2 separate regions of the Homo sapiens genome follow, and region 2 is linked to region 1. Evidence: read pairs that join two places in POLR2A ChIA-PET (ENCODE). Cell type or tissue: HepG2. All regions are shown on one strand. Each heading gives the region's core, and the rest is flanking DNA. Links, peaks and the distances in the headings are about the cores only. Region 1 overlaps CNOT10 (CCR4-NOT transcription complex subunit 10). Region 2 holds the start of LOC124906226 (a long non-coding RNA gene).

Evidence for each region. Peaks named below come from ENCODE experiments on the same cell type or tissue, not always from the same donor. Only the 100,000 strongest peaks of a DNase experiment are listed, where the experiment ranks them.
Region 2: POLR2A ChIA-PET joins it to region 1 with 5 read pairs; 2 of 35 experiments call an interaction of 5 or more read pairs at or near these places.

Annotation. Positions count from the first base shown.
Region 1 is chr3:32,695,928-32,712,001 of GRCh38, reverse strand. CNOT10 (CCR4-NOT transcription complex subunit 10) reads right to left here. Exons shown (of 19, transcript NM_015442.3): 2 at 8,040-8,134; 3 at 7,030-7,191; 4 at 3,182-3,332. Among named protein-coding and RNA genes, the nearest start is that of CNOT10, 19 kb to the right of the region's middle. In HepG2, for the core only: no CTCF peak of the experiment used is centred there; a DNase peak (open chromatin) is centred at 8,381; H3K4me3 peaks cover 328 bases.
Region 2 is chr3:32,572,659-32,588,732 of GRCh38, reverse strand. LOC124906226 (a long non-coding RNA gene) reads right to left here and starts at 10,025. Exons shown (of 2, transcript XR_007095860.1): 1 at 9,988-10,025; 2 at 9,124-9,741. In HepG2, for the core only: no CTCF peak of the experiment used is centred there; no DNase peak of the experiment used is centred there; H3K4me3 peaks cover 823 bases.

The DNA.
Region 1 (16,074 bases), core at 7,385-9,884:
GAAGATAAAAGGAAAAATAAGGTCTAGAAGAGAAAATTTCAAAAGCCTTTAAAGAGTGGAATTCATTTAAAAAACTGAAATTAACACAGCTGGTGTGCAAAGGTCATATATCTCCAAGGGAATCTCACTGCACCTAAGACAGTAAGCCCTGCCCTAGGCTTTACCTCTTCTGCCCGTGGCTAATTCTGACTTTATTTCCTATTATCCTCCTTACCTAGCTCCAGTCACAATGATCTTGCTGCTATTGCTCTCACCAAACACAGCCTCTCACCTCAAGTCTTCTCCATATCCCATTACCTCCAGTGGGAATGCTTTCCCTCTAAACAGTAGCAAGGATAATGTCTTTTCTTTATTCAGGTCTCGTTTCAAATACCATCTCATCCCAGGCCTTGCTTGATTACCTTACTTAAAACATCCCCAGTCAATCTCTACATTCTCACTCAATTTTAGCTTTACTTCATAGCATTCAGTATACAGCCAGCCCCCTGTATCTGACCTGCACCCACAGATTCAACCAACCTCAGATTGAAAATGTTAGAAGAAAAAAAAAAGTTGTTGCATCTGCACTGAATATGTACAGACGTTTTCCCCATCATTGTTCCCTAAACAATATGGTATAAAAACATTTTCATAGCATTTACAGTGTATTAGGTATTATAAGTAATTTAGCGATTATTTAAAATGTACAGGAGGACATACACAGAGACTGTATGTAAATACTACACCATTTTATATAAGGGATTTAAGTATCAGCAGATTTTGGTATCTGAAGAGGGGTGTCCTAGAACCAATCTCCCTTGAATACCAAGGGATGGCTGTTTTTTTATTATGTTGCTTTCTCTCCTATTAGAATAGAAGCTTAACGGGGGTAAAGAGTTTCTGTATTTCATTCATTGCATTATCTCCAGACCCAGAACAGTGTCTGGCCCACAGTATTGGACCATGTGCTCAATTAGCATATGTTGTATGAAGAATCTGAGTACTGGCTAGGCATGGTGGTTCACACCTGTAATCCCAGCACATTGGGAAGCCAAGGTGCTGGGCTTGAGCCCAGGAGTTCAAGACCAGCCTAGGCAACATAGTGAAACCCAGTCTCTGCAAAACAATACAAAAATTAGCTGGGTGTGGTGGCGCGTGACTGTAATCCCAGCTATTGAAGAGGCTGGGGTGGGAGGATCGCTTGGGCCTGGCAGGTGGAGGTTGCAGTGAGTGGAGTTCACGCCACTGCACTCCAGCCTGGGCAACAGAAAGAGACCCCATCTCAAAAAGAAAAAAAGAAGAAAGAAGCTGAGTAGTTATGATTCCAAGTTTGACACTGTAGAAAAGGCAAAACTGTAGAGACAGTAAAAAGATCAGTGGTTATAGGTAGAAAGGGAATGAACAGGCACAACACAGAATTCTTAGGGCAGTGAAAAATACTCTGTATGATACTATAATGAATATATTTGTCCAAACACATAGAACATACAACACCAAGAGTGAACCCTAACGTAAACTATGAACTTTGGATGATTATGATGTATCAATGTAGGTTTATCAATTATAACAAATGCACCACACTGTTGAGGGATTGTGGTAATGAGGGAGGCTATGGATGTGTTGGGGCAGAGGACACACAGGAAATCTCTGTACAAGAGGAAACTTGGTTTTGCTGTAAATCTAAACCTTCTCTAAAAAAACAGTCTTTAAAAAAAATCCAAGCAGTAAAAGTTTAAAAAAAAAAAAGCCATAAAAGAAAAATGAATGTGAATACTGACTAGTTGATTACTATTAATATATTCTGTTCAGCCATAGTGCAGATTAACAGGATTTCATGAATTCAGGAAATTCTCTTTTTTTTTTTTTTTTTTTTTTGAGAGCAAGTTTTGCTCTTGTTGCTCAGGCTGGAATGCTGTGGTGCAATCTTGGCTCACTGCAACCTCGGCCTCTCGGGTTCAAGTGATCCTCCTGTCTCAGCCTTCCTGAGTAGCTGGGATTACAGGCATGTGCCACCACACCTGGCTAATTTTGTATTTTTAGTAGAGACGGGGTTTCCCCATGTTGATCAGGCTGGTCTCCAACTCCTGACCTCAGATGATCTGCTCACCTCAACCTCCCAAAGTGCTGGGATTACAGGCGTGAGCCACTGCGCTGGGCATATTTATATTTTAATAGCTGCCTTTAAAGGCAGTTTCTCCATATTGAAATTCTAAGAAGCATCAATAACAGTAACTTTACAGAAAAATGTGTACAGTCCTAAAAGTGTAACTCTGATTTCTAGCTATACAGAAGGACCTGGTCACTAATTACATAATCCCTTACCACTGGTGTCTCTCCCGCCCAGTCTGTCCAGCTACCAAGCTCTCAGGATTGAGGGAAAGAAGAGAAGCACCTCAGAATGGGTCTCTGGAGCCATAGTAATCAGCTGTTCAACCAGCTGTCAGCAAAAGGGGACTCTCTACCTCTTCCCAAAGAACCACAGAGCGCTATCATACCCCACCACTTGTCCTGTGGTAACCACATGAGCAATCAGGCGTTCCTGATAAATTAGGAATTCTCATTTGTGTTTTGAATGTAAAAGAAAGCAATTATGGAAAAAAAAGACAAAAATGTAACTCACAAATGGAATTTGACTGCTTGTGGGCTAGAAACCAACAGCCTTCTCTAACAACCATTTCCTGGGTCTAGCTTTCTCCTTTGCTCTTCTTTTTTCCTTTGCCCTTACTTTTCTTGCTACTCCTACTTGAGGTTAGTAAGCTAATTAAGATAGCAAAAAACTAACTCTGTTCTATACTTCCTACTCCATAATTACCACCAAAAATTTCAGTAAGGCAAAGGGCAAAAATGAAATACCTCACTGTCCCCTAACATTCCAAAATGCTACTTCCTTAATGTACTAAAGTAAGAAAGGATCAGGTACACTAAAATAGTGTTGAAACAGCAAAAACCCCACAAACATCACTAAGTGTTTTCAGCACTTTCCAACAGCATTTTTAACAGTTATCTTCAAAATTTGGGAAGGGACACTCAAAGAAAACCTGGATTACATTTTTATCTTTTCTAACCATTAAGCAAAGCTGATACGGCTTTTCTTTGAATACTGGCATGGACTTCTCGGATTTAGGTTATCTAGGTAAAAGTACCAGAGAATTCTGCAAGTATAGGGAAGATAGGGAAATTTTTGACTTGACAGATAACATACCAAAAGGCTCTATGAACTGATAAAGTTTTTCACCAACTGATATGGCTTCTGTATACTGCCGCAGATGATAAAGAATGACTGCTTGATTATAGTACAACATGCTGTTTTCAACATCATCTAATCCATCCATTTCTTCAACAGCTGAGTGGACCTATAAAGCAATCAACAGAGGTTATATTTTAACATTAAGGAAATAAAAAGCAAAAGTGAAAGAATTCATATGAATAAAAAGGAACATAGGCCAACATTCTTATTCTGAATTTTTCCATACTTTCAACAGTATCTTTAGATTTTAATTACTCTCACATACTAAAAATTATTTTCATTCTTCTGTGCCACACATAATAAAATTTTAGGTAAAATGTTTTCATGAGACTTTATTAAGTACCCAGCACATGGCTAGACAATTATCTTCCTTGTCACTGTGAAGCTATCTTCCCTGTTTCAATTGGTAACACCACTTCTGAGTAGGATTCCCATCTCCTAGTCTCACAACCTACAAGAGGCTACACCAGGCGTGCAACAAACTCAAAATGACCTTTCCCATAAAAATGTCACGTAGTATTCATAGTTTGATTTCATTTTGTAAAAACTAAGGTAAAATTTAAACATTAATAATAGCTGGCCGGGCGTGGCAGCTCATGCCTGTAATCCCAGCACTTTGGGAGGCCGAGACAGGCAGATCACTTGAGGTCAGGAGTTTGAGACCAGCTTAGCCAACATGGTGAACCCCGTCTCTACTAAAAATACAAAATACAAAAAAAAAATTTAGCTGGGTGTGGTCGCACGTGCCTGTAGTCCCAGCTACTCGGGAGGCTGAGGGAGGAAACTTGCTTAAATCCAAAAGGCAGAGGCTGCAGTGAGCCAAGATCACATCACTGCACTCTAGCCTGAACAACACAGCGAGACTCTGTATCAAACAAAACAAAAATAGTTAACTATTTACCATGTGCCAGACTTGCTATGTTAAAACTTTTACAGGTTAATCCTCACCATACCTCAAGGTCATAGATAATTTTTTTTTTTTTGAGATGGAGTCACCCAGGCTGGAGTGCAGTGGCACGAACTCAGCTCAGTGTAACCTCCACCTCCAGGGTTCAAGTGATTCTCCTGCCTTAGCCTCCTGAGTAGCTCGGACTACAGGCATGCACCACAACACCTGGCTAATTTTGTATTTTTAGTAGAGATGGGGTTTCACCATGTTGGCCAGGCTGGTCTTGAACTCCTGACCTCAGGCGATCTGCCCACCTCGGCCTCCCAAAGTGCTTGGATTACAGGCATGAGCCACCGCACCTGGCCGAGGACATAGATAATTTCATTTCCACTTTATACATAAGGAAACCAGCACAGAAAACTTAATTATCTTGCCCAAGGCCATAGGGCTAGAAAGTATATTTTCAGGTTTCGTTCCCGTAAAAAAGAATAGATTTTTTTAAAGTACTCAATAATAAAAATATATTATTGCACACATGATGGTTAGAAAAGGCTTTTATGGGCTTCACTAAAGGCTAACATCTGTAACTGACACAAAAGAAAAAAAAAAAAGCATGACACTTTGCATTCTCAAACTGTATACCCCCTTATGTAAGCTGTAGCAATGGGCTTTTAAATTTTAATCAAGCTTTACAACCATTGCACAATTCCATGTAACACATGAAACTGGAAGTCTACTTGTATTAAAACTAACCTTTGCCATTATGAAGATTGCAATAAATTATTGTTCAATATTAAGTAATTAACTCTAAGACCAACACTTCCATAGAACTCTGATATACAGTACATGGATTTAACAGCCTTGGTTTGACTAATGGCAAGGAACCTGAAGGTTCACTACACACAATGAATTGTAAATTTTGTAACTGGACTTCAGCAGACGTCAACCACCCACGTGGTTAAGCTTGACATGGTTCAAATGTTAGCAAGTGGTCCTAGCTGACCAACATGTGCATCTCAATGAGTTTGGGAACTTTTTATAATCTTCACTTATCAAGTCACTATCTTAAAGAGATTAAAAACAGTATCTTCAAACAGTGAAAACTCAATTTCCAAAGGCAACTCTTTCTGTAGTTATGTAATGGAGAGAGACTGAGTTAAGAAGAGTTTAGCCAGAAAAGCTTTTAGATAAACTATGGCGTTTTGGATTCAGCAATGGTTGAATAATTATCACACAAATAACTTTGCCACATATTCTATGACTCACCAAAATAGTCTAGTAACTGCTCCAGCCAAAAGAAAAACTACTCATTAAGTGAAATTAGACGTTTGCTAATTAAAATGGAATAGGTTGAAAAGGTGTGTCACTGTGCCCGATGTGACTGCGAACAGAAGTATGATTTAAAGAAGTCAGTAACCACAAGTACAAACACTTCTAGGAAACTCAAGAGTTGGAAGGCCCTAACAAACCTTATAAACAATAAAAGCTAGTGAAAGAACTTCACAAAGTTTTTTTGGCCTAACTGGAAGTTTGCAGGAATTGCTTATTCAAAAAAAGTTTAAAGGCTGAACTTATTCTCAAAAACCAAACAAATTTGTCTTGGAAGAAACTGTCTATGGGGTCATAGGGTGCATGTACTAGATTATCAGTAAGCATCATCTTTCTTTTGATTCTGGAACACTAGATAAAATCATCAGTAATAATACTGGAGTAATGAGGAAACGTGAGGACATACAAATTTATGAAGACTGAGACAGGTAGGAGAACAGGCTCAAGAGTCAGAAGGCCTGGTTTAAATCTGTTCTTCCCCTTCCTAGTTGTGTAAATTTAAATTAGACTTCCTAAATTCTGGTTTTAAAACTGAGATAATAAGCACCTACTGCCTCAAGAGTTGAATGTGAGGATTATATGAGATAAGGCATAAAAGGCACTTAATACAGAATTTGGCACCCAGTATGCATTCAATAAATGGTAGCTATTATTCTCATTTTTGAATTTTAATGGGGTTTAAAAATTACTTTATGCCTATAAAGGATTACAGAGAGCCTGAAGGGACAACTTGCTTCTCTACCTGTGTCACACTTTAGGGTGATACTATAGAGTATCATGGTACTCATGATTACAGGAAAGGTCTCATGACTCCCTAACAGCATGAAGCAGTAACTAAAATTACAGGCTATAGAGTTAAATACAACTGAGTTCATGTAGCTCTTACTACTCAAAAACTTTGTGTTTTTGGACAATTTACACAGCTATCTGTGCCTTGGCTTTTCCACTTTTAAAATAAGAAAAATTATATAGCTATTTCATAGGGCTACTGAGAAGAACAAGCTGAGAAGTTGCATACAAGCGCTTGGCAGAGCCCTGTCACACAGTGAACACTTAACATATGCTAGCTGATCCTATCAGCACCATCACTGTTATCAGCCCTCTTGAACACCAAAAGTCTAGCCCCAGGATTCAAGAAACATTGCCATTATCACCAGACCAATCCCCAATTCAAGCCCCAAGCCAGATACAAAGCAGAATATCTTCTATTTAATCAATCATCTCCTGATCCAAATGCTAAAACGACTTGACATTAGGATTAATCATATTTTTTTCATTATAAACAAGATATATCTCCACAGCTAAGCTTCTTCATATAGTTCTTTCTCAAAACTCCAAAGCTCATTCAAATTTGGTATATTAGTCTATTCTGTTCAAGTTCATTAAAACCCCAATTAAAAAAAATGATCCCACAACATACCTTTTATCTCCTGGAATAATAATTTTACGGAAATAAAATTAATGCTAACAAATGTTTCTGACAAGAAATACCAGACAAATCACATTTATTTTCCTTAACTATTTGTGTTTCATAAATTAAAGAACAGAACAATATTTTTTATAGTTAAATTCATTTATGTATCACCTGATTCTTCAGCTGGTTAAGTGTTTGTCTCAAATTATCTGTTGTTGTTTGGTTACTTTTAAAAAACTCAGCTACTGCTGTATTCAAAATTATTTTATAATCATCTTTGTTTATATCTTGTAGACAGGCAAGGTGTTGTAGACAGGCATCATAATTTCCAGACTAAAAAAAAAAAACCACACACACACACACAAAATTACATACCAGCTTTAAATACAGTATATCATTCCAAATATATTTCATTCATCTTTATCTTAAAAGTTCTTAAAAAGAAAGATGTAGTTTCCCTACATATACTAATCAAAGTCACTAAAGCAACATTCATGTCAGTTAAACTGTGGATATTTACTTCCTAAGACTCAAAACCCTGACATTGACACATATAAGACACATATATTGATATGATAAATATACTGGCATATACATATAGTGCTAGCAGGGTATTAATGGCTGAGGCTAGTCAAGAAAGGTAATATAATCACTCCAAATTTTATTTTCTAGTAAATATATTTTAAATACCCAAGCATCAAGTTCTTCTGCTTACATGCACGTAACCTGATAACCAAATAAGGTTTTCTTTCATATTGTTTAATGCCAGAAAAAGTTAAAATTCTGCCAATAAAGTTTTGGGGTTCCATTTTAAAGTACCTTCAAGAAAATAATTTTTGAATCTGATATTTTCAGAAATAAATAAATAAAAGAATTGAACAGCTTAGTGAAATGAAAAGACTGACCCACATACTTACAAATCTAAATTTAAAAGACTTAAAAACAACAGTATATGAGTTAAAACATGTTTACAAAAACTTGGGAATGGCTCCAATTATTCCCATTCCTTTCACCATATTTAAACTCTAAAACATTTATTTTAAAAATTAAACCTACTTATCTCTAAATTAACTTTTGAATTATTACAGAGTAAAAATTGTAAATTTAAAAATTCACTATGAAAAGATTCATACTTGACAGAACCCTACAACTTGAGCAGACTAAGAGAAGCCATTTCTTACTGTGAAAGCTTGGAAAGCATTGGTGGATAACTCCTTCTCTTGATCAGTGATCCCAGAGGACTGACCTGTGCCTTCATGTTTCTCTGCTCCCTGATCTGCAAACACACAAATTTTACAGTTCTTTAGAAATAAAAGTTGTACAGTGGTCCCTCCTTATCCAGTTTCACTTTCTGCAGTTTCAGTTACCCAAGGTCAAGTATGAAAATATCAGATGGAAAATTCCAGAAATAAGCAGTTCTTAAGTTTTAAACAGCAATGTTCTGAGTAACATGATGAAATCTCTTGCCATCCTGCAGTGTCCCGCTCTGTCCCATCCAGGAAGTCAATCATTCCTTTGTCTAGCATTCCATGTTGTATAAGATACCTCCCCCTTGGACACACAGTAGCCATCTTGGTTATCAGATCAATAGGTCACAGGAAGAAAGGTGAGTAGGGTACAGTAAGATATTTTGAGAAAGAGAAACCACATTCAGATAACTGTTATTTTATTACTGTTGTTGTTAATCTCTTACTGTGCCTCATTTATAAACTTTATCATAGTTATGTACGTATTAAAAAAAGCAGTACATAGGTTCAGTACTATCTGTGGTTTCAAGTATCCACCGGAGGACCCTGAATGTATCTTCTGAGGAAAAGGTGGGGGACTACTGTATAGTGAATTTGTCCCTAGTTTTCATCTTGTGTTCTTCCTAATAAAGTGGCCAAAGTTAGGGCTCTCTCAACAATAACTGATTAATGTTGCCAGGCACGGTGGCTCACGCCTGTAATCCCAGCACTTTGGGAGGCCAAGGCGGGCACATCACAAGGTCAGGAGATCGAGACCATCCTGGCTAACACGGTGAAACCCCGTCACTACTAAAAATACAAAAAAAAAAAAAAAAAAATTAGCTTGGCGTGGTGGCGGGCGCCTGTAGTCCCAGCTACTTGGGAGACTGAGGCGGGAGAATGGCGTGAACCTGGGAGGTGGAGCTTGCAGTGAGCCAAGATAATGCCACTGCACTCCAGCCGGGGCGACAGAGTAGGACTCCGTCTCAAAAAAAAAAAAACAACAAAAAACAATGACTGATTAATGTTATAAGCTAATAAGAAGCTACTCCTCTGAAAGCTTGAAAAGGTTCCTATGGCCAAGTTGAAACACAATGAAAACCTGCCCACTTAAATAAAGACCACAAGCCCTGTAGATGAGGACATTCAAGCTGAGAATATTGTGCTCTTTAAAAAATATTAGATCTGCCACCCAGCAATATACAGTCCCACATATTCAAGCAACTATGGCAGGTGCTGGAGATATAAACACACCTACGATGGCTTTAAGAGATTTATAATTTAGTTGGAAAGTAGTAACAATCAGAAAACTACACTGATAAGGGCTTACAGCTAATTTCCAGGCAAGGAATATTTTCATAGGCTCAGAAATCCAAAATATTAACACATTTAAAAAGTTTCTTTAATATGTTAAGTGTCCATATAAATTCACAGTAAAGGTTAATAATCTGTTTAGCTGGGAAAACTACCTCCTACCTCTATAATTTGCTATTTTAAATATTAGATGTTTTGCTTTTTGTTTTAATTTGAAAATAGAATTCCAAAATAAAGGTAAAAATCTCAGCTGAACCAAACCTAAACTACTCAGAGCAAAAGTGTGTTAAGTACTCTAACAAATGCTTCAATACTTTTTATAGTTCTCTCAAGAGTCACTGTTGGCTGGGCGTGATGGCTCATGCCTATAATCCCAGCTACTTGGGAGGCTGAGGCACGAGAATTGCTTGAACCTGGGAGGCAGAGGTTGCAGTGAGCTGAGATCACGCCACTTCACTCCAGCCTGGGCGACAGAGTGAGACTGTCTTGAGAAAAAAAAAAAAAAAGGCCAGGTGTGGTGGCTCACGCCCGTAATCCCAGCATTTTGGGAGGCCAAGGCGGGTGGATCACGAGGTCAGGAGATCGAGGCCATACTGGCTAACATGGAGAAACCCCATCTCTACTAAAAATAAAAAATAAAAAAATTAGCTGGGCGTGGTGGCGGGCACCTGTAGTCCCAGCTACTCAGGAGGCTGAGGCAGGAGAATGGCGTGAACCCGGGAGGCAGAACTTGCAGTGAGCCGAGATTGCACCACTGCACTCTAGCCTGAGCAACAGAGTGAGACTCTGTCAAAAAACAAACAAACAAAAACAACTATCAGAGACTGGGCAATTTATAAAGAAATGAGGTTTAATTGGCTTATGGTTCCACAGGCTGTACAGAAAGCACATATAGGGAGTTCTCAGGAAACTTACAATCATGGCAGAAGGCAAAGAGGAAGCAAGCAGATCTTCACATGGTCAGCAGAAGAGAGAGCAAAGGGGGAGGTGCTACACACTTTTAAATAACGACATCTAGTGAGAACTCACTCACTATCACCAGTACAGCAAGGGGGAAATCCACCCCCATGATCCAGTCACCTCCCACCAGGTCCCTCCCCTAACATTGGGGATTTACAATTCAACATGAGATTTGGTTGGGGACACAGAGCTACACGATATCATTAGGTCATTGTTTTTTGGTTTTTTATTTTTTCAAAAGAGTCTAAGCCAATTAGAATTAATTAAATAGAATTAGAATGTCCTACATTCTGAATTTTTCTGGTTATTTCCTCAATATTACATGCAGTTTAACATTTCTGGCAAGAATACTATATATAGGTAATGTAAATATTAGTCATTTTTATTTTTATTTTTATTTTACTTATTTATTTAGATGGAGTCTTGCTCTGTCACCCAGGTTGGACTGCAGTGGCACAATCTTGGCTCAGCCTCCCAAGTAGCTGGGACTACAGGCACCTGCCGCCACACCTGGCTAATTTTTTTATTTTTAGTAGAGACGGGGTTTTGCCATGTTGGTCAGGCTGGTCTCAAACTTCTGACCTCCCAGGTGACTGCTGGCCTCAGCCTCCCAAAGTGCTAGGATTACAGGTGTGAGCCACTGCGCTTGGCTTAGTCATTTTTAATGTTAAGTTTTCTTTTCTGCAAAAATTTGCCATTTGTTTTTAAAAGATGCCTTTTATATTTTACTATCTCCCAAAGAATATTCTGTTTCTTGGTTCTACTCACCAGCAAAAGCTCCATGCACCACTAATGGAAATATCATTAAAAGGAAATGTGACCACTGTATAAATGTGATGTCATGGGCTGCAAACATAGGTAGGTGATGGCAATGTCACTGTGTATGACTTTAAAGAATTTCAAAGTCTCACAATATTTGAATTTCTTATTTATACAGGAATTTTTTTCATACAGAATTGTTGCTTCAGACTGAAACTCAAAGACCTCCAAAGCTTGAACCTATCCGCAAAATGGGGATAAGAAAACCCTTTTTCAAGTTATTGTAAGGCTTTAGTAAGAATATATGTGAAGCAATTGGCATGTACCTGGCAGAGTAAACCCCTGATATGTAGCACAATAGTGCAGATTCTATCATTTTCAACATACAGACGGGAGGCAGGTTGCACAGTGACGTACAGACAATTTTTAGAATTGAAATAAGACTAAAACTTTAATGTCACTTCTGAAATTAAACAGATGCTACAAAGTGGAACTGGGGCAAGTTTCAGCTTCCCTATTTACTAAAATGAGAGTCTGTATTAAATAGTTTTTAGCATCCCTTCCAACTCAGATTCAGTAACTCCAAACATGCTTCTATAAAGAAACTGAGGCCGGGCGCAGTGGCTCACGCCTGTAATCCCAGCACTTTGGGAGGCCGAGGCAGGCGGATCACCTGAGGTCAGGAGTTCAAGACCAGCCTGGACAACATGGTAAAACCCCATCTCTACTAAAAACACAAAAATTAGCCGGGCATGGTGGTGCATGCCTGCAGTCTCAGCTACTTGGGAGGCTGGAGCAGAAGAATCACTTGAACCTGGGAGGCAGAGGTTGCAGTGAGCCGAGATCATGCCACTGCACTCCAGCCTGGGTGACAGAGCAAGACTTCATCTCAAAAAAAAAAAAAAAAAAGAAACTGATATGTTTGTTCCTAAAGCAGCACTCATATCCAATTAAGGTTTCTATGGAAGACAAATACCCACATGAGAAATAGTAGACCACCTTGTCCCCAAGTTTACCCCTCAAGAGTGCCTACAACCAACTTTCCAGAAAGTTGTCAAGAATCACACTGGTTATGGGGTTCTTTTGCTTACTGGCTCCTTTCCATTCTTCCCTCTCCTTCTATAGATCTGCCAACATGGACTCAAGTTGGGGCTAGAGCTAGTGGAATGCTCCCCCAGTATGGTGCCCTAGAGTTGCATCTGTCATAGTAGCCTCCACTTTCGCACCTCATCCATCACAAGCCCCCTTCCAGGATACTGGGAAGTGTGACTCCCTCTATAATGGCTTCCAGGAGTTGCCTAGATAAACAAACTCCCTTATCTTCAAGAACCCTGCCACAGTCCTTCACAGTGTTCCTCAAACACCAGAAACTTGCTGAAAGAAGAGTAAATATGAATGGCTTAATAACGTGAAATGAAATTCAGCCTCATTATTTATTAAATAATTGTAAATTAAAACGATAATACTAAATGTCTAGAAATAAATATTCTTCAAGAGATTTGATAACTAAATCATGGTATAGGAATACAATGGCACATTAACAGTTATTAAGTCTATATAACTTGATGTGGAAAAATATTTACAACATGTTGTTAAATAAAAGAAACAGATTGCAAACTGCTTTGTACAACTGAATCCCATGTTTTATAAAAATATATACACAAATATGTACCTCTGAATAAGTATAAAGTCTACAAGGATACACAGCAAACTATTCACCAAACTGTATGTGCACTTATGATCTGGGCACTTTTTGATAACTGCCTAGACAACAGGAGCATCTCAAAGAACCAGTTGTTGGCCAGGTGTGGTGGCTCACACCTGTAGTTCCAGCATTTTGGGAGGCCAACGCGGGTGGATCACTTGAGCCCAGGAGTTCAAGACCAGTCTGGGCAGCATGGTGAAACCCCGTCTCTACAAAAAATACAAAAATTAGCTGGGCATGGTGGCATGCATCTGTAGTCCCAGCTACAAGCGAGGCGAAGGTGGGAGGATTGCTTGAACACAGGAGGTGGAGTGTGCAGTGAGCTGAGATTGTGCCAAAGCACTCCAGCCTGGGCAGCAGAGTAAGACCCCATCTTAATAAACTAAAAATAAAAGAACCAGTTGTCAACAGAACTAACTTTGGGAAGTCCTAGCCTGGCACATGTCAGCAGTCAGTGAAGATTCCCAACTTCCCTTTTCCAAGAAGGCAATATGACATAATTAAAAGAGCACAAGTCTTAGAATCAGTCACATCTTCAGTCCAGTCGTCCTTTGGCCTGTTTTTAATTAGAGATGCTAAATAAATATAGCTCCCTTCCCCACTTTCCTTTCACCAGAACTAAAAATTCTTGTACTTATATTTTTAAAAATATATTTATGTCTGTAATTTAAACATAAAAATTAACAGTAAAATTCAATTTCATGTGACTTGACTATGAAACAGCTCTTTAGATCACTACGAAACCCCCAGAAGACTGAACACCCTTTTGAGAGTCACCACTTATAACAACGTAATACTGTATAACTTGTACTTAAAAAAACTCATCTAAGAACTTATCTGCTGTATAAAAAAGGCATTCCAGTATTTGGGCTTATTAAAAAGTGTTACTTGTGATAATTAAAGTTAGCAGGTCAAGTAGTTATTTTATTTCCACTTTAGCATACGACAGGGAGGAGGAAAAGCTAAGAGTTAAGTGAATAAAGTTTGCCAGTTTCAAAGGACAATGTTAAACAGTTTTTTCTTTGGAAAGCCAATAACAATGAGTTTCACTGCAAGAACATACTGTTTATCCAATACATGTGTTTTGCAGAACTGTCAGGTGCACAAAAGAGGTAAGGACCAATTATTTTAAAACGTGTAAAAATGTGACACAGGACTTTAGGACCTCAGAAGGCAAGTTATAAGTTTAGATTGAAACAGGATCCTCAATCCACATATTGTCACCATAAAACTTTAACAAAGAATATAAATATCTTTCATGTTTCTTTTATTATTAAAGATTTTATAAAACCTAACATTTTAAAAAATGTGTCTTCTCTCATAAAGAAGCATAATTTAAACCAAATGCCAAAAATTCTTAGTTTGCTATTGAGTTTTCTCTAAAGCTTCTTCTAAAATATGCCCCTTGGCTGGGCAGTGGCTCACACCTGTAATCCCAGCAGTTTGGCAGGCCAAGGAAGGAGGACTGCTTGAGCCTAGGAGTTCCAGACCAGCCTGGGAAACAAAACAAGACCCTGTCTCTATTTTAAAAAATTGTTTTAATTAGCCAGGCATAGTGGCATGTGCCTGTAGTCCCAGCTACTTGGGGAGGTGAGGTGGGATAATCGTTGAAGCCTGGGAGGTTGAGGCTGCAGTGAGCCGTGACCATGCCACTGCACTCCAGCCTGGGTGACAGAGTGAAACCCTGTCTCAAAAATAATAATAATAAAAGATATGAATAAAATAAATAAGTAAAATATGCCCTAGATTAGATGACATTCTTTAATGGGACTTTTGGGACCAACTGTAAGAGCACCTTAGAAATACAGGGCAAAGGGGAAAACCCAACAACTCACCCAGGTGTTGAAAATTTTGAGCTTCTATTCTCCACTAAAAGTAGAGTAGTTCATGTGGCCACTGCTGTTAGCAACCCCAGAAAATGGAAGTATCAGGCTGGACATGGTGGCTCACGCCTATAATCTCAGCACTTTGGGAGGCCAAGGTGGGCAGATCACCTGAGGTCAGCAGTTCCAGACCAGCCTGGCCAACATGGTGAAACCCGTTTCTACTAAAAATACAAAAATTAGCTGGGCGTGGTGGCATATGCCTACAATCTCAGCTACTTGGGAGGCTGTGGCAGGAGAATCACTGGAACCCGGAAGGCAGAGGCTGCAGTGAGCCGAGATCACGCCACTGCACTCCAGTCTGGGTGACAGAGCGAGACTCCATCTCAAAAAAAAAAAAGAAAAGAAAAAGAAAATGTAAGTCTCCTAAAATTCTCCAGAAAAGGAGAGAAGCCAATTTAAGATAAATATATAAGCTGGGCTGGACACACTGGCTCACGCCTGTAATCCCAGCACTTCGGGAGGCTGAGGAGGGTGGATCTTGAGCTCAGGACAACATGGTGAAAACCCATCTCTACCAAAAACACAAAACTTAGCCAGGTGTGGTGGCACATGCCCGTAGTCCTGCTACTTGGGAGGCTGAGGAGGGAGGATCACTTGAACCCAGGAAGTGGAGGCTGCAGTGAGCTGAGATTGTGCCACTGCACTCCAGCTTGGGTGACAGTGAGACCTCATCTCAAAATAAATAAATAATAAATAAATAAATAGATAAGCTGGACTCTAAGGCTGACAAGAGCCTCTGAAATTCCCATTTCTACACACATTTCACAGAACTGAGCTCAATAAATAACCTTTTACATGTTAACGAACCATTATTTTACCTACCTTCTTTAACTTCAGGATGAAAATTTTCTGTTTTTAAAAAAACACACTTCACTACTCAGGAGGCTTAGGTGGGAAGATTGCTTGAGCCCAGTATATGACTACCAGCCTGAGCAATCAGTGAGACCCCATTTCTTCTTCTTCTTCTTTTTTTTTTTTGAGACGGAGTCTCACTCTGTTGCCCAGGCTGGAGTGCAGAGGCACAATCCCAGCTCACCGCAACCTCTGCTTCCCAGGTTCAAGTGATTCTCCTGCCTCAGCCTCCTGAGTAGCTGGGATTATAGGTGCCCGCCACCATGCTCAGCTAATTTTTGTATTTTTAGTAGAGGCAGGGTTTTACCATGTCAGCCAGGTTGGTCTTGAACTCCTGATCTCAAGTGATCCGCCTGCCTCGGCCTCCCAAAGTGCTGGGATTACCAGCATGAGTCACCACGCCCGGCCAAGACCCCATTTCAAATACACACACACACACACACACACACACACACACACACACACACACACACTCTCTTCAACAGGATTATTTTTATTTTCCTTGTGTATTTGT
Region 2 (16,074 bases), core at 10,172-12,671, 130 kb after region 1:
AGGGATGAGTGTTAATAATTAATATTTGTATTATGTTATCTTATGAAGCCCTTTCAAATACTCAGTTTACTTAATCCTCAACAGCCCCGTGAGTAGCTATTCAACTCATTCATCTATAGATGAGGAAACTAAGAGCCAGAGAGATTAAGTAATGTACCCAAAGATACACAGCTCAGAAGTAGCATTCTTTCAGTCTCCTTGCTACCATGCTACTCTGCTCTACTTCTGTGCAGAGACTCACATTATGAGGCCAGAGTTTATGTGGACAGGACATATTGGGGACATGGCACATAGAAACTTTTTCAATCACACCATGTAGACATTGCATATTTATACATGCAACTGTCTATTTATGGTTGCAGGTTACACACTGGCTGCAAGCTGGTTTACTTTTTCTTTTCTGAAGAGCTAGAAGGCACAAGAGATTATCCACATTATCCCCTCATCCTTCAGACTCCAAAGCCTAGAGAAGTGAAATGATTTATCCAAGATCTTAATTAGGTACAAGTCCTAGACTATACACCCCAAGTCCCTTAACTCCATGAGAATGAATGTTCCTTCTAAAACATCATCATGATTCTCAGTAAATTCTGAGCAGATCATGGATATTACAGCAATGTTTTGGCCAAAATGAAAAAGTATCCCTGGTTTGATAGTTGTATCAAGATGCAATCCTGGTCCCCAGTTAAATCTGGCCCTGACTTCCAGTCATTAACACCAAAATGAATCATTGGCTTTTCTGGGACCTGCATATTAGTACAGGAATTAGTTCACTTAGAAGCCACAGCCTGCACAGCAGCTCTTGTCTTAAAAAAGCACATAATTACCTTTGAAATACTTTGGATTTTTTTGTTTTGTTCCATTTTTGAGACAGTATCTCACTCTGTCGCCCAGGAGTGCAGTGGTACAATCTCGGCTCACTGCAGCCTCGACCTCCTGGGCTCAAGCCATCCTCCCACCTCAGCCTCCTAAGTAGTTGGGATTACAGGCATGCCCCACCACAGCTGGCTATTTTTTGTACTTTTTGTAGAGATGGGGTTTCATCACATTGCCCAGGCTAATCTCAAACTCCTGGACTCAAGCGATCTGCCTGCCTCAGCCTCCCAAAGTGCTAGGATTACACTATCATCTCCTTGATAGCAGTGGGTTAAAAGGATAAACTAATCTACATTATCATTTATTTATTATCCGGTACATATATTATTATTCATTTAGATAACATATGGCTATAATTCATTAAATGTGTAGAGGGCCCACAGGATATGAATCTAGTAACAATATTTTGCCTTTATGACAAACCACAGAGGAGGCAATTTGAAGATGATACTTCTTTTCATACTTCTCTGATTACAAACACTATAATTTCATGGAAGGCCAAAGAATTAACAAAGTCAAAATTTGAAATAATATATATATTTTTAAATAGTGAAGGGCAGGCACAGTGGCTCACACCTGTAATCCCAACACTTTGGGAGGCTGAGGCAGAAGGAGCACTTGAAGCCAGGAGTTCAAGACCAGCTGGGCAACAAAGCAAGATCCTGTCTCTACCAAAAAAAAAAAAAAAAAAAAAAAAAAATTAGCCAGATGTGGTGGCATGGGCCTGTAATACTGGCTACTTGGGAGGCTGAGGTGGGAGGATTGCTTGGGCCTAGGATTTGGAGGCTACAGGAAGCTATGACTGTGCCACTGCACTCCAGCAGAGTCTCTAGCAAGACTGTCTCCAAAAAACAAAACAAAACGGAACCTTGTCTTTTTACATTGTATATTCCACATGGAAAGCATACAAATCAGATGGCTGTTGATGGAAACCCAAATATCATTTGGGAGATTTCCTGCTCTTAAAGTTTAGGAAACTTGGTTTGAATCCCATTTCCCAAGCCTGAGCAGTTCCAGTCCCTCTCCAAGATTTCAGAATCCACTTTCTTAGGCTTGTTTGGATCCTGGCCTTGGTGGTCACAAGGCTATTGCAGTTCTATGGTCCCTGCATCATGTACATTATATACAGAGCCACATCTCTTTATAGTACCTGAGAAAAGATCATTGAGACCAAGCATGTGACCATTTTCCATTTTTACTAAAAATGTTAAGACACAGAGGAGGGGTCACATTACAGATTATGCAGCCATCTGCCATCTCATGGGGCCCCCGGCTAGTTCCTCATGTTACTCCATTTCAAAAGCCCTTATGTTCTCTGTACATGAGGGTTTCGGTGAGCAGTTCCCCAGCTCTGGCTGCTTCTTTCAAGAGGAACAGTTCCATCAGCTTCCGTATTACTCTAGCTTTCAAGTCACCCCTTCTCCTAGAATTCTAATAAATCCAAATTTCTCTATTTTATTATAATAAAAGATATTAAGAAAATGGTGAGCTCAGTAAGTTGATCACCATTCCCCCACAAGAAAATCTACTGAGAGATAAGCTATTGGAATGAATAAAATAGTTCAGCAAAATAAACATACAAGATCAATATACAAACATCAATAGCATGTTGGTTGCACCAGCGATCAACAATTATAAGTATGTGGTATTTGCAAAGATGCCATTTAGCCTAGCTGCAAAAAGTACAGGGTACCTAGTGATAAGTGTAACAGAATTGTCTAATAGAACAACCTAATTATTCCTATTGGAGGAGAGTAGATTAAATAAACTGCGGCTTATTCATGCTGTAGAATTCTACATAGCAATTACAATGAATGATCTATGATTCACCTCTGTATCCATATGGCTCAGTCTTGAAAACATAATATAGAGCGAAAAAGGCAATTTGTAAAATGCACGTACAGTGTCTCCTACATGTAAAAATTAAAAACATGCAAAACAATTGAATGTATAAACATACATCTGCATGAGAATGAAATTCATCTATTTTTAAGATAAAGACTATCTCTAAGGAAGAAGGGATTGGAAAAGAATGGGAGTAGAATGAGCTTTCTTTAAAAAATTTTAAGAGCTGGCAGATTAGTGTCCTCAATTAAAAAAAAATCAAGAGGAAAAGATTTTCTATGGTGATATTATATTTATTTTGTATAATGTGTGTATTAATATATTAATAGGTGTATATTACCTTATTTTTAGTAGTTGTATATGTGAAATAGTTTATAAATAAAAATTGAGGTGGGACACAGTGGGTCATAACTGTAATCCCAGCACTTTGGGAGGCTGAGGGGTGGATAGCTTGAGCTCAGGAGTTTGAGACCAGCCTGGGCAACATGGTAAAACCCTGTCTCTACTAAAAATACATAAATTGGCCGGGCGTGGTGGTGCGTGCCTGTAGTCTCAGCTATTCGGGAGGCTGAGGTAGGAGCATGGCTTGAGCCCAGGAGGCAGAGGTTGCAGTGAGCCAAGATCGCACCACTGCACTCTGGCCTGAGCAATACAGCAAAACCCTGTCTCAATCAGTCAATCAATCAATCAATAAAATAAAAATTGGAATGGAAATTTTATGTGGGTTCAAGAAGGATTTCAATGAGCTAACTCAAGAAAGGATAACCAAATATTGTAAAATAATAGAAGAAATTCCTTGAAATTTTACCACACAGAAAGGTCAGTTTAGACACATAATACTTTGCCTTTATTTTGAGAGGCTTTTGGGTAATTATGAGGCAAAGCAAGCTATTTAACACTCTTGCCCCTTGGTTTTTTTCTAGTAGCTGAACTATGAAGTCCCTTCCAGCTCTAGTATTTTATGAGATCCTAGAACTCTAAGCACTTTTGGAAAGCCTAGAGTTCAGATCAGCTTGCCAGGGGTGCCCTGCTCCTGGCAAAAGTTAAAGGCAGTTTGTTTCTGTCAGAGATAATTAAGCTGGGAGGGCTCAGAATGCAAGGGACAATTTTAAGGATGTAATCGAGACCTAGAGTTGGCAGACCAGTTAGGAACCAGCTGGAGCAGTGAGAGGAGGGATGCCATGAATGTCATTGCTGCTGATAAGACAATGACTGTTCTGCCCTCCTTGATAACAGCAATGTTCAGGGAACAAGTGTATTTACCTTGTTCTTAAGTGTTGGGTTATTTTGAATTCTACTTTAATAGTTATCTCATTGCCTAATAAAATTGGATGATAATTAAAATATATACTATAAATTCAATGTTATTTTTGAATGAATTATTATAACAGTATTATGGTTATTTTTTTAAAGGAAGAGTCCTTTTTTAAAATTTTATTTATTTACTTATTTACTTCTTTTTTGAGACAGAGTCTCGCTCTGTCGCCCAGGCTGGAGTGCAGTGGTGCAATCTCGGCTCACTGCAACCTCTCCTCCTGGGTTCAAGTGATTCTCCTGCCTTAGCCTCCAGAGTAGGTGGGATTATAGGCATGTGCCACCATGCCCAGCTAATTTTTGTATTTTTAGTAGAGACAGGGTTTCACAGTGTTGGTCAGGCTGGTCTCAAACTCCTGACCTCGTGATCCACCCACCTCAGCCTCCCAAAGTGCTGGCCTGAGCCACTGCACCCGGCCAAGAGTCCTTGTTTTTTTAAAGATATGCATTGCAATATTTATAGATCAAATACTATGTCTTGAATTTGCTTTAAAATAATTCAGAGATGGAGGAAGAGGGAGGAAGGCAAACTAAAGATTGGCCATGTGCTGATAACTACCAAAGCTGAATGATGGGTATGTGGGGTTCATTATATCACCCTCTGTACTTTTATGTTTGAAATTTTCCATAATAAAAAGGGTAGAAGAAAATAATAGTAAAATAAAAAGCTTCAGAATTAGCCCCTTTTCTCAGTTATACATTCCTGCAGAAATCCCTCTGACTCCGAGTCCCATTGCTTGCCTGGGGCATTTTCCCAGTCTGTTTGCACGCCATCTGGTATGAAATGATTTGCTTGCTATGCAATGACAAACTTTTAAACCAATGTTGATGTTGATTTCATCAAGTTAGAATTCTAAGAAGTTTTCAAAGGAAATTGGAATTTTCCATTCTTTTAGGAAGGGAAACTAGCACAACCCCGTAGTGGACAGACCAATAAAGCATTTCTTATAGAAAAACTGAACACACACACACACACACACACACACACACACACATATTTTTTGAGATGGAGTCTCACTCTGTCACCCAGGCTGGAGTGCAGTGGTGCGATCTCGGCTCAATACCACCTCCACCTCCTGGGTTCAAGCGATTCTCCTGCCTCAGTCTCCCTAGTAGTTGGGATTACAGGTGCCGGCCACCACACCCAGTTAATTTTTTCTGTATTTTTAGTAGAGACGGGGTTTCACCATGTTAGCCAGGCTGGTCTGGAACTCCTGACCTCAGATGATCCACCCGCCTTGGCCTCCCAAAGGGCTGGGATTACAGGTGTGGGCCACCGCGCCCGGCCTGAACTTATATTTGTTAAGCACCTACAGTATGCCAGGTACTATTTTAGTATACTATTTTTTATTTGATGAAAATTGATTTAAATAGAAATAGATATTATTATCTCCCTCTTGGAGAGAAGGAAGTTTGACCTTGACAAGGTCACATAGCTCACTGGGATTCCAGTTCATAGAAGGATAAATCCAAAGCTTATGTTCTTTCTATTGTGTAACCGTGTTCTGCATTCAGTGATATGAATGTCCACCTGGAGGCCTGTTAGAGATGAAGAACCTCAGACCCCACCCCAGTCCAACTGAATCAGAATCTGCACTTTGTTTGTTTGTTTGTTTTGTTTTTTTAAGACAGAGTCTTGCTGTCTTAAAAAACTGGAGTGCAGTGGCAGGATCTTGGCTCACTGCAACCAACCTCCCCGTCCTAGGTTCAAGCGATTCTTGCCTCAGCCTCCTGAGTAGCAAGGACTACAGGTGTGTGCCACTATGCTGGGCTAATTTTTGTATTTTTAGTAGAGATGGGATTTCGCTATGTTGGCCAGGCTGGTCTCCAACTCCCAGCCTCAAGTGATCCACCCACCTCAGCCTCCCAAAGTGCTGGGATTACAGGCATGAGCCACCATACCCAGCCCGAATCTGCATTTTAATGAGGATCCCAGGGTATCTGTGTGCACATTTAAACCATTTAAAATTGATAAACTGTGCACTAAAAAATAGCCTTATACATTTATCTCAAATAAAAATAACAGTAAACATTTCTGCTAACATCTATTGAGTTCCTGCTATGTGTCAGATTTGTGTGGTTGTTTATTCCTCAGAAGAACTGTATTAGAGTTGAGGAAACACGCTTTAGCATTTAAGCAGCTCCAATGACACAGAGCTAGTAAGTGGCAGGAGTCTAAATTTGAACTCACCTTCATCTGATTGTGGAGCATGGACTGTATAAGCCATTACCCTTACCACAAACATTAAATGCAAACATTCTGTATCATCTAAATAATGCAAATTAACTGCCATGTTCCTCAATTTAACATTAACATAATTTGATTCAAGACTTACCTTTGGTGGGCCGGGCACAGTGGCTCACGCCTGTAATCCCAGCACTTTGGGGGGCTGAGGCTGGCAGATCGCCTGAGGTCAGGAGTTCGAGACCAGCCTGGCCAACATGATGAAACCCTGTTTCTACTAAAAATACAAAAATTAGCCGGGCGTGGTGGTGGAAGCCTGTAATCCCAGCTACTAGGGAGGCTGAGGCAGGAGAATCACTTGAACCTGGGAGGTGGAGGCTACAGTGAGCCAAGATTGCACAGCTGCACTCCAGCCTGGACAATGAGAGCAAAACTCTGTCTCAAAAAAAAATCTATCTATCTATCTCTATATATCTATATAGAGATAGATATTTATATATATTTGTATGTATTTCAGATAAATATATTAATATATATCTATATATTATATTGATATATTTTTACATACATATTATATCTATATTATATTGATATATATTTTTATATATGTATATCAGGATGAAAATTTTACATATATATGTATATATCAGAGTGAAAATTCCAGTAGTTTATCTGGATAGTCCTCATTTACCAATAGGTGAACTGAATATAGGATGAAGCTGACCCCTCAAAATAATCCTGGGATTTACTAAGGAAGGATCATAAAAGACAAAGTGCTTCTGGATTCCACTTTCACATTACTAGTCAACTTTAACTTTTTGTTCCCAGTAGCAAAAAGTTTAGGATCCTTAGAATCTCCTTAAATATCTTCAAATAAACAACTTTGTAACATTGTATGGTGTAAAAGAATGGATTTATTTTGCTTATAAAAAATTCCCACTGGGCAATTCTTTCATTCACTTTCCCGTGTGAGGAAAAAAGAAACATACATAATGTTTTGGTTGGTGGAGAATATAATAGACTATAATTCTAGGCTTACTTTTAGTAAAAGCAACAAGAAGTCATAATTAGCTCTAGACTAAAGTAGACTAAATTGATATGAATATGAAATCACCTGCAGCTACAAAAGATAGCACATTTCTAAAAATACCAGAGAATTATATTTTTTCCCTTTTTTGCCTAACGCAGAGCCTCCAAAGAAGAAAAACTTAATTACCTTTGTGACCTAGTGTTGGCAGATCTCAATCTATAAAATTAGTTATTAAATATCTTTTCCTTTAGGAAGCAAAGAGGGCAGTAGAGTGTAACACTGGAAATCTGAGAACTAAGTGGTACTAAAATCACTAAATAAAGGTAATGGACTTGAACTTCGGAGTATTTGATTACAAGAAAATTAGATCCTCCAAAAATATGTATAATAAATATGCAATTAACAATACATTAGTCAGTGGACCTTTTTCTTTCTTCTTTTCAGTGGCAAAGAATAGATTAAAACAATGATAACTAAGCACCCTAAAATTCCTATCTGTTTAGTATTGAAAAATGTGTAAGTAGATAATTAAAACACTTAAAGAATGCTTCCAGCCTAAAAGACAAGTGTCTTTGCTTTCCCTGTGCATCTCACTTAACATTAACATAATTTGCCCACTCAAGCTGCTGTATGAGTTGATTTTATAGGTTACTATCCTTCCATTCATCATCCATTTTCCAAGAATGAATATGGATATTGTGGTGAGAAGTTCAGTCTGAAATGAAAGGCAATTCTACTATTACCTTATCCTGGAATTAAAAAATATATATTCAGAGACGGTTATTTCTCAATGATACATTTCTAAGCCAATGAAAAGCAATTTCTTCGACAGGCACGGTGGCTCACGCCTGTAATCCCAGCACTTTGGGAGGATGAGGTGGGCATATCACCTGAGGTCAGAAGTTCGAGACCAACGTGGCCAACATGGTGAAACCCTGTCTCTACTAAAAATACAAAAAAATTAGGTGGCACAGTGATGCACTCCTGTAATCCCACGTATTTGGGAGGTTGAAACAGGAGAATTGCTTAAATTCGGGAGGCGGAGTTTGCAGTTAGCCGAGAGCGAGCTGTTGCACTCCAGCCTGGATGACAAGAGTGAAACTCCATCTCAAAAACACAAACCACAACCAAACAAAAAAATATTTCTTTGTAAAATTTTGTCCTAAAGTATACTTGCATGCACACATACACCTACCAGTACTTTTTTTTTTTTTTTAAGAAAGGTGGGATTTCACATTAGACGTAAAAATAAAAGCATTTTTTTTTTTTTAAGGTGCAGTCTCGCTTTGTTGCCCAGGCTGGAGTGCACTGGTTTGATCTTGACTCACTGCAGCCTCCACCTGCCAGGCTCAAGCGATTCTCCTGCCTCAGCTTCCTGAGTAGCTGAGATTACAGGCATGCCCCAGTATGTCTGGCTAATTTTTGTATTGTTGGTAGAAATGGGGTTTCACAGTGTTGGCTAAGTTGTCCTTGAACTCCTGGCCACAAGTGATCTGCCCTTTCCTGCTTCCCAAAGTGCTGGAATTACAGGCGACAGCCACTGCCCCGGGCACTTTCTGGCGGTTTCTCTGAAAAAACAAACACGTTAAAAGAGTCTATTTCTACTTTCTTTTAGGTATTTCTCCATCTCTCTGTGCTGATGTGTCTGGAATTGACAGGTTCTTCGTCTCACTGACTTAAAGAAGCCGTGGACCCTCACAGTGAGTGTTACAGCTCATAAAGGCGCCGCACGTGGATTTGCTCGTTGTGACATTCGGATGCTGAGACAGTTTCCTCCTTCTGCTGGGTTCACGGTCTCACTGACTTCAGAAAGGAAGCTGTAAACCTCCGCAGTAAGTGTTACAGTTCATAAACACAGCACGCACCCAAAAAGTGAGCAACAACAACATTTATTGCAAAGAAGGAAAAAACAAACCTTCCCCAGTAGGCAATCAAACCCGAGTGGGTTACCACTACAGGCTTGGGCAGCCTGCTTTTATTCTCTTATCTGGCCCCACCCACATCCTGCTGATTGGTCCATTTTACAGAGAGCTGATTGGTCTGTTTTACAGAGAGCTGATTGGTCTGTTTTGACAGGCTGCTGATTGGTGCATTTACAATCCCCGAGCTAGATACAAAAGTTCTCCAGGCCCCCCACTAGATTAGCTAGATACAGAGTGTCCATTGGTGCATTCACAAACCCTGAGCTAGACACAGGGTGCTGATTGGTGTGTTTACAAACTTTGAGCTAGATACAGAGTGCCAATTGGTGTATTTACAATCCCTTAGCTAGACATAAATGTTCTCCAAATCCCCACCAGACTCAGGAGCCCAGCTGGCTTCACCCAGTGGATCCCCCACTGGGGCCGCAGGTGGAGCTGCCTGCCAGTCCTGCGCCTGCGCCTTCACTCCTCAGCCCTTGGGTGGTCGATGGGACTGGGCGTCGGGGAGCAGGGGGCAGCGCTCGTCGGGGAGGCTCAGGCATGGTGGGCGGCAGGTCCCGAGGCCTGCCCTGAGAGAAGGCAGCTAAGGACCGGCGAGAAATCAAGCACAGCGCCGGTGGGCCGGCACTGCTGGGGGACCCAGCACACCCTCCGCAGCCGCTGGCCCAGGTGCTAAGCCCCTCATTGCCCGGCCAGCAGGGCCGGCCGGCTGCTCCGAGTGCGGGGCCCGCCAAGCCCACGCCCACCCGGAACTCCAGCTGGCCTGCAAGCGCTGCGCGCAGCCCCGGTTCCCGCTCGCGCCTCTCCCTCCATACCTCCCTGCAAGCTGAGGGAGCCAGCTCCGGCCTTGGCCAGCCCAGAAGGGGGCTCCTACAGTGCAGCGGTGGGCTGAAGGGCTCCTCAAGTGCCACCAAAGTGGGAGTCCAGGCAGAGGAGGTGCCGAGAGCGAGCGAGAGCTGCCAGCACGCTGTCACCTCTCACTAAGATATGATGTTCTGTGAGGGTCCACTTGATAAAAATCCCTAGGTGAGAAGCAAGAGGAAGGATAGGTCTGTAATTAGAGGGGCTGGTGACTGCAAAATGAATTAGATACCCATCATTTCATTCATTCTAAGGAGGTACTTAGAATGAGAAAAACATGACTCAAAGGAAAGCAAATATAAGCAACCGTGGGTGTTTGCTCGTCTTTAATGGGATCCCTGGTTGGGTCTGCTGGGAGAGACGGCTAGCAAGGACTCTGCAAATTCTAGCATTATCAGTTTGTCTCAAATGTCAGGAATGTTACCAAAAAAAAAGATTCACATATTGTGTAGAGGATGGGACTATTTAAACTCTGAAGTCCTTTTCAACGCTATCATTTGAATTGCTCAGAGTGAAACTTTAAGGGTCCACTCATCTTGCTTACTTCCTTTTTCTTTTGATTTTGGCTTTTCAGCCAGCATTTATATCAACTGTGACTGCCAGCATTTGGCACCATGGGTGAAGCAGGTTTTATTTGAAAATCTGCTTGTGGCAGCCTGTGGAACTGATATAATAGGAAGCAGCCCAAGTGGTAGCTGCCTTGTTTTGGTTCCCAAACAGAGAAGGAGGCATCCCCAAAAGAAAGAGGAAGTGGTTCTGCAGTACCCACCTCCAGACCTACGGAAAGTTCCCCTCCCAGTCAAACTAGTTTTCTGCAGAGCTCTTGTGTCTGTCCAGTGATCACTTTTCTTGAGATAGAGAAATACCCAATGTGACCTTGAGAAAGCTGATGAGTTTGCAGAGGACGCTGGTCGACAGAGAGAGAGGAGAGAAGAGAAGCAAGCAGAGAGGAGAGACGTGTAGCTCTTGGGAGACAGGAAGCTGGAGAGAGGAGGAGCTGTCTCACTTTTGGCTAGTGTTCCATTTCCCACTTACAAGCCCTGAGTCTCAGCTGAATTAGAAACCAAACTAAAAGGCAGAGCCATCTGGGATACACCCGGGGAATCCCAGTAGGACCTAAGCACTTCCCAGATTTAACACGGTAGTATTATTGATGAGCCTAAGGAAGCCAAGGGCCTTCAGGAAAACATAAATCTATATTTATATAACTTGTTAAAATAGGAAAGGAGTGGGGTGTGTAATATACTTTTAAGTGATTTATATTTTTAAAATGGTTAAGGCTGGGTGTGATGGCTCATGTTTGTAATCCCAGTGCTTTGAGAGGCTAAGACAGGAAGATGGCTTGAGTCCAGGAGTTTGAGACAAGCCTGGGTAACATAGTGAGAACTTCTCTCTACCAAAACAAAACAAAACAAAACAAAACAAACAAACAAAAATCAGCCTGGGTAACAAAGCAAAACCCTGTCTCTATAAAAACTTTGAAAATTAGCTGGGCGTGGTGGCTTGCACCTGTAGTCCCAGTTACTCAGGAGGCTGAGGTGGGAGGATCACTTGAGTCCAGGAGGTCGAGGTTGCGGTAAGCTGAGATCAGGTCACTGCATTCCAGCCTGGATGATAGTGTGACCTTGTCTAAAAAAAAAATGAGCTGGAACATGGTGGCACACAGGTATAGTCCTAGCTACTCAGGAGGCTGAGGCAGGAGGTTCACTTAAGCCCCAGGGCTCAAAATTACAGTGAGCCATGATTGTCCCACAGCACTCCAGCCTGAGCAACAGAGAAAGACCCTGTCTCTAAATAAATTAATTTAATGGTTAAAATATCATAAAAGAGAGCTCCTGCTTTCAGGTGTTAGAATGAAGAATTTTTATCTTCTTCTCTTAAACACACACACACAAGCATGTGCACACGTGCCCACACACACACCCCCCATTCTAAAATTTTGGAACACTGGTAACAAGTAGGTTCATTCATTTATTCATATCTTCAGCAAATCTTTACAGAAGGCCTGCTATGTTCCAGGTACTAAGTGCTTGGGATACATTACTGAAGAAGATAAAGATCCTTGCCCTCACAGAGCTTGAGTTCTACTAAACAAGTAAATCCTATACCATGTTAGACGATAATAAGTGCTATGGAGAACAAAAAGGACAGCAAGGTAAGGAGAATCTGGAATTTCAGAGGTGAAGGGCCAGAGTGCAATGTTAAATGGAGAGGTCAGGATAGACCTCACTGAGAAGTTGAGAATGGAGCACACTCACTGCAGGAGAAGAGGGAGTTGGCCAACTGGCTACCTGGGGGAAGATACTGGGATGGACAGCTCCTCACCTCCTTCAAAACAGAAGGAACAGCTAGAACGAAGGCCTCAAAGCAAAGAGACACACAACAGATTCAAGAAACAGCAGTGGGGCTGATGTGGCTGAAAGGGGGAAATTGAAGGGAAGAGTGGAACGGATAAAGTCAGAGAGGCGGTGGGGCCAGATCCTGCATGGCGTTATGGGTCATTGTAACATCTTTGTCTTTTCCTCCGACTGAAATGAGGAGCCACTGTTGGGTTTTGAGCATAGAAGTGACGTGGTCTCACTTACATTCTTAAAGGATCACTCTAGATGTTATGTTGAAGAGCCTTTTACAGAATTTAGGCAAGAAATGATAGCTCAGGTCAAAGGGTATCAGGGGAAGTGCGGTAAGAAGTTGGATTGTGGGTATATTTTGAAGGTAGAGACAACAGGATTCCTCATGGATTCAATGTGTGGTGTGAGACAAATAGAGAAGTCAAGCATGACTCAGGTTTTGGGCCTAAGCAACAAAGAAACAAGGAGTTGCTACCCAATGGGGAAAGCCATAGGTAGAAGATACTTTGTTCCCATAGGACAGAAGTTCAGTTTGGGGCATGTTGAGTTTGAGATATCTATTAGATATTGAAGTGGAGATGTGGAATAGGCAGTTGGCTATATTAACTTGGAGTTCCAGATGGAGCTCTGGGCTGGAGCAATAAATTTAGAAGTCTTTATCATATAGATGGAATTTAAAGTAGTTAGACTGGATGACATCACCAAGGGAGTGAGTGTAGAGAGAGAAGAGGAACAAAGACTGAGTCCAAGAGAGAGAAGAGGAACAAAGACTGAGTCCTGGGGTCCTTGAACACATAGCAGTCAGAAAAATGAGTAAAGAAAAGGAGACTGGGAAGGAACAGCTACCAAGGGAGGAAAAACACAAAGAGAACATGGTGACCTGGCAGCGACATGAAGGATATCCAGAAGGAATGAGCAACTGTATCCTGTGTTGTTGATAGGTCAACAAAGACAAGGATAAAGAGTGTACCATTGTATTAAGCAATAAGGGGGTCATTGACAAGGGTAAGAGCAGTTTCTGTAGAGTCATAGGGGTAAAAGCCTGATTGAAGTGAGCCATAAGGGCAAGGGGGAAGAGGAATTTAAGATAGCATAGAGAGACAATTCTTTTAAAGAGTTTTGATGGCAAAGAAAGGAAAGAGGCCCGGCGTGGTAGCTCACACTTGTAATCCCAGCACTTTGGGAGGCTGAGGAGGGCAGATCTCTTGTGATCAGGAGTTCAAGACCTGCCTGGCCAACAGGTGAAACCCTGTCTCTAATACAAAAATTAGCCAGGTGTGGTGGTGTGCACCTGTAATCCCAGCTACCCAGAAGGCTGAGGCAGGAGAATAGCTTGAATCCCGGAGGCGGTGGTTGCAGTGAGCCGAGATTGCACCACTGCACTCCAGCCTGGGAGACAGAGGGAGACCCTCAAATAAAAGGAAAGATATGTAGTAGTAGCTGGTGAAGGAATGGGGTTCAGGGAAATGTTTCTTTCTTTTTTTTAAAATTAGAGAATCAATAGTATGTTTGTATGTTAATGGCAATAATCTAGTGGAAATAAAAAATGATTATATAGAGAAAGGGAATAATTGTTGGAACAATGTCATTGAGTTGAGGATAGGAGATGGGTTCTAGTGCATAGAGAATGCTTTAGTATAAGAGTATGGATTATTCTTTCGATACTTAGCAGGAGGGAAGAGTATGAAAGTGCAAATAATGGAAGGGGGATAGATGTGTTAGTGGGAATTTGTAGAAGTTGCAAAGGATTCCAATAAGGAGAAAAAAGAACACATAACAAAGATTTAGAAATCAGAATGGCTTTGGATTTCTCAATGGTAACACTAGAATCTAACAGATAAGGGGGCCAAGGCTTTAAAAACCTAAGGGAAGATAGCTTGTAACTCAAGAATTCTATACTTAACCAAACTATTATTAAGTGAGGGTAGATTAAATGCATTTTCAAACACAGGAGGTGTGCTAGATATCTTGTTTGCCCCTTGAGATCCTTCTCTATTCCCACTTTGTGCTCAGGGAGGTAGACCTGCATGGATTGCTTCACTTGGGTCTCTTGTCCTCTGGCTCCTGGTTGGGTTTGGTCAAAGGGCAACACTGGTGGGAGACCAGGGGGCAGAAAGAAAGGGATGGATACTGTGTTCCTTTACTGAAGACTATAAATCTTGGTGGGCAACACTTTCCTATAAGCTGCATCTCTCTCTGGATTCTAGTAAACATTCCTTCCTCTATCCCTTTCAAGCCTAAGGCTTCCTGCTGTTGCTAGTCCTATCTCTTCACACTGTTCACACCTTTGTAAACAGTCCCTTTATTAAGCTTTCCTCTAGCACCCCCTTAAGAATGCCATTTTTCCTCTGGTTGACCTTGACTGGATACACTGGTGTCCAAAGACTTACCAGTGAGCCTTTTTATCAGAAAACTATTGGGGGAAGTTCTCCACTAAAACAAGAAGACACAAGATTGAGGCAAAGGGAATCTTCTGAACAATGGTGAAAGATCACAGGATGACAGCTGTGTATTCAGTTTCAGAATAACCAACTCAGAATGGAGCAGGCTAGAAGGTTCTTAAAGGTGTCTTTAAGAAGGTAAAATTGTTAAAATACCTAACAAGGAGTTTTACACAGCTGGGACGGGAATTTGAAACTGAATTAAAGACATGGAAATCTAAGCAAATGAAAAAGAAGATGGTTGGCCGGGCGCAGTGGCTCACGCCTGTAATCCCAGCACTTTGGGAGGCCAAGGCGGGTGGATCACCTGAGGTCAGGAGTTTGAGACTAGGCTGACCAACAAGGTGAAACGCCGTTTCTACTAAAAATACAAAAATTAGCCAGGTGTGTTGGCAGGCACCTGTAGTCCCAGCTACTCGGGAGGCTGAGACAGGAGAATTGCTTGAACCCAGAAGGCGGAGGTTGCAGTGAGCCGAGATCGCACCAATGCACTCCAGCCTAGGCGATGGAGCAAGACTCCGTCTCAAAAAAAAAAAAAAAAAAAAGAAAAAAGAAAAACAAGATGGTTATTAATTTTAGATGTAAGAAAACATTGGGCAATAAAGAAAAAGCAATCATAGTATAGAAAACAGGTCAATTATAAAACAGCATTTATGCAACAAAAATTCCAAGGGACTGATGAATTATTTCCTTTTATAGACTTCCTCATAATATATAGCTTCCCTATTTTTGTAATGTAGAGGTTTTCACAGAAGGTATTTACCAGAATAGCATCTAAAATTACGAGGACATTTATTTTAACATGGTTTGGCCTAGGTCATTTTACAGACTAGACAGTAAAAAATCTCAGCTTATCTATAAACTTCTGATCTGTGTGACCTGGGGTAGGTTACTTAATTTTGCTGACCCTTACAAAGTATGAGGATTGCAAATACAACACACAGAGTGCCTGGCACATAGTAGGCATTCATAAATGACCACTTTTGTCAGCCACCTTAATGGAAGAATGCTGGATAGGGATATTATAAAACCACAAGGAATACAACTTTGACCTCAATTTAGGTGGGTAGTTGAGCATCTGGAAGTCATGAGGTGTTGAAGCCTGACACTATTATAAAAGTAAACACTTCTCAGACTAAGCAAATATGATATGGAACTGACAACAAAATTGAGGGGAAAATGCTCTGAGGAAGATGACTGAAAGAATAAAGTACAGAGTAAAATGGCTTTCAGAGGGGCCAAGAGCAGT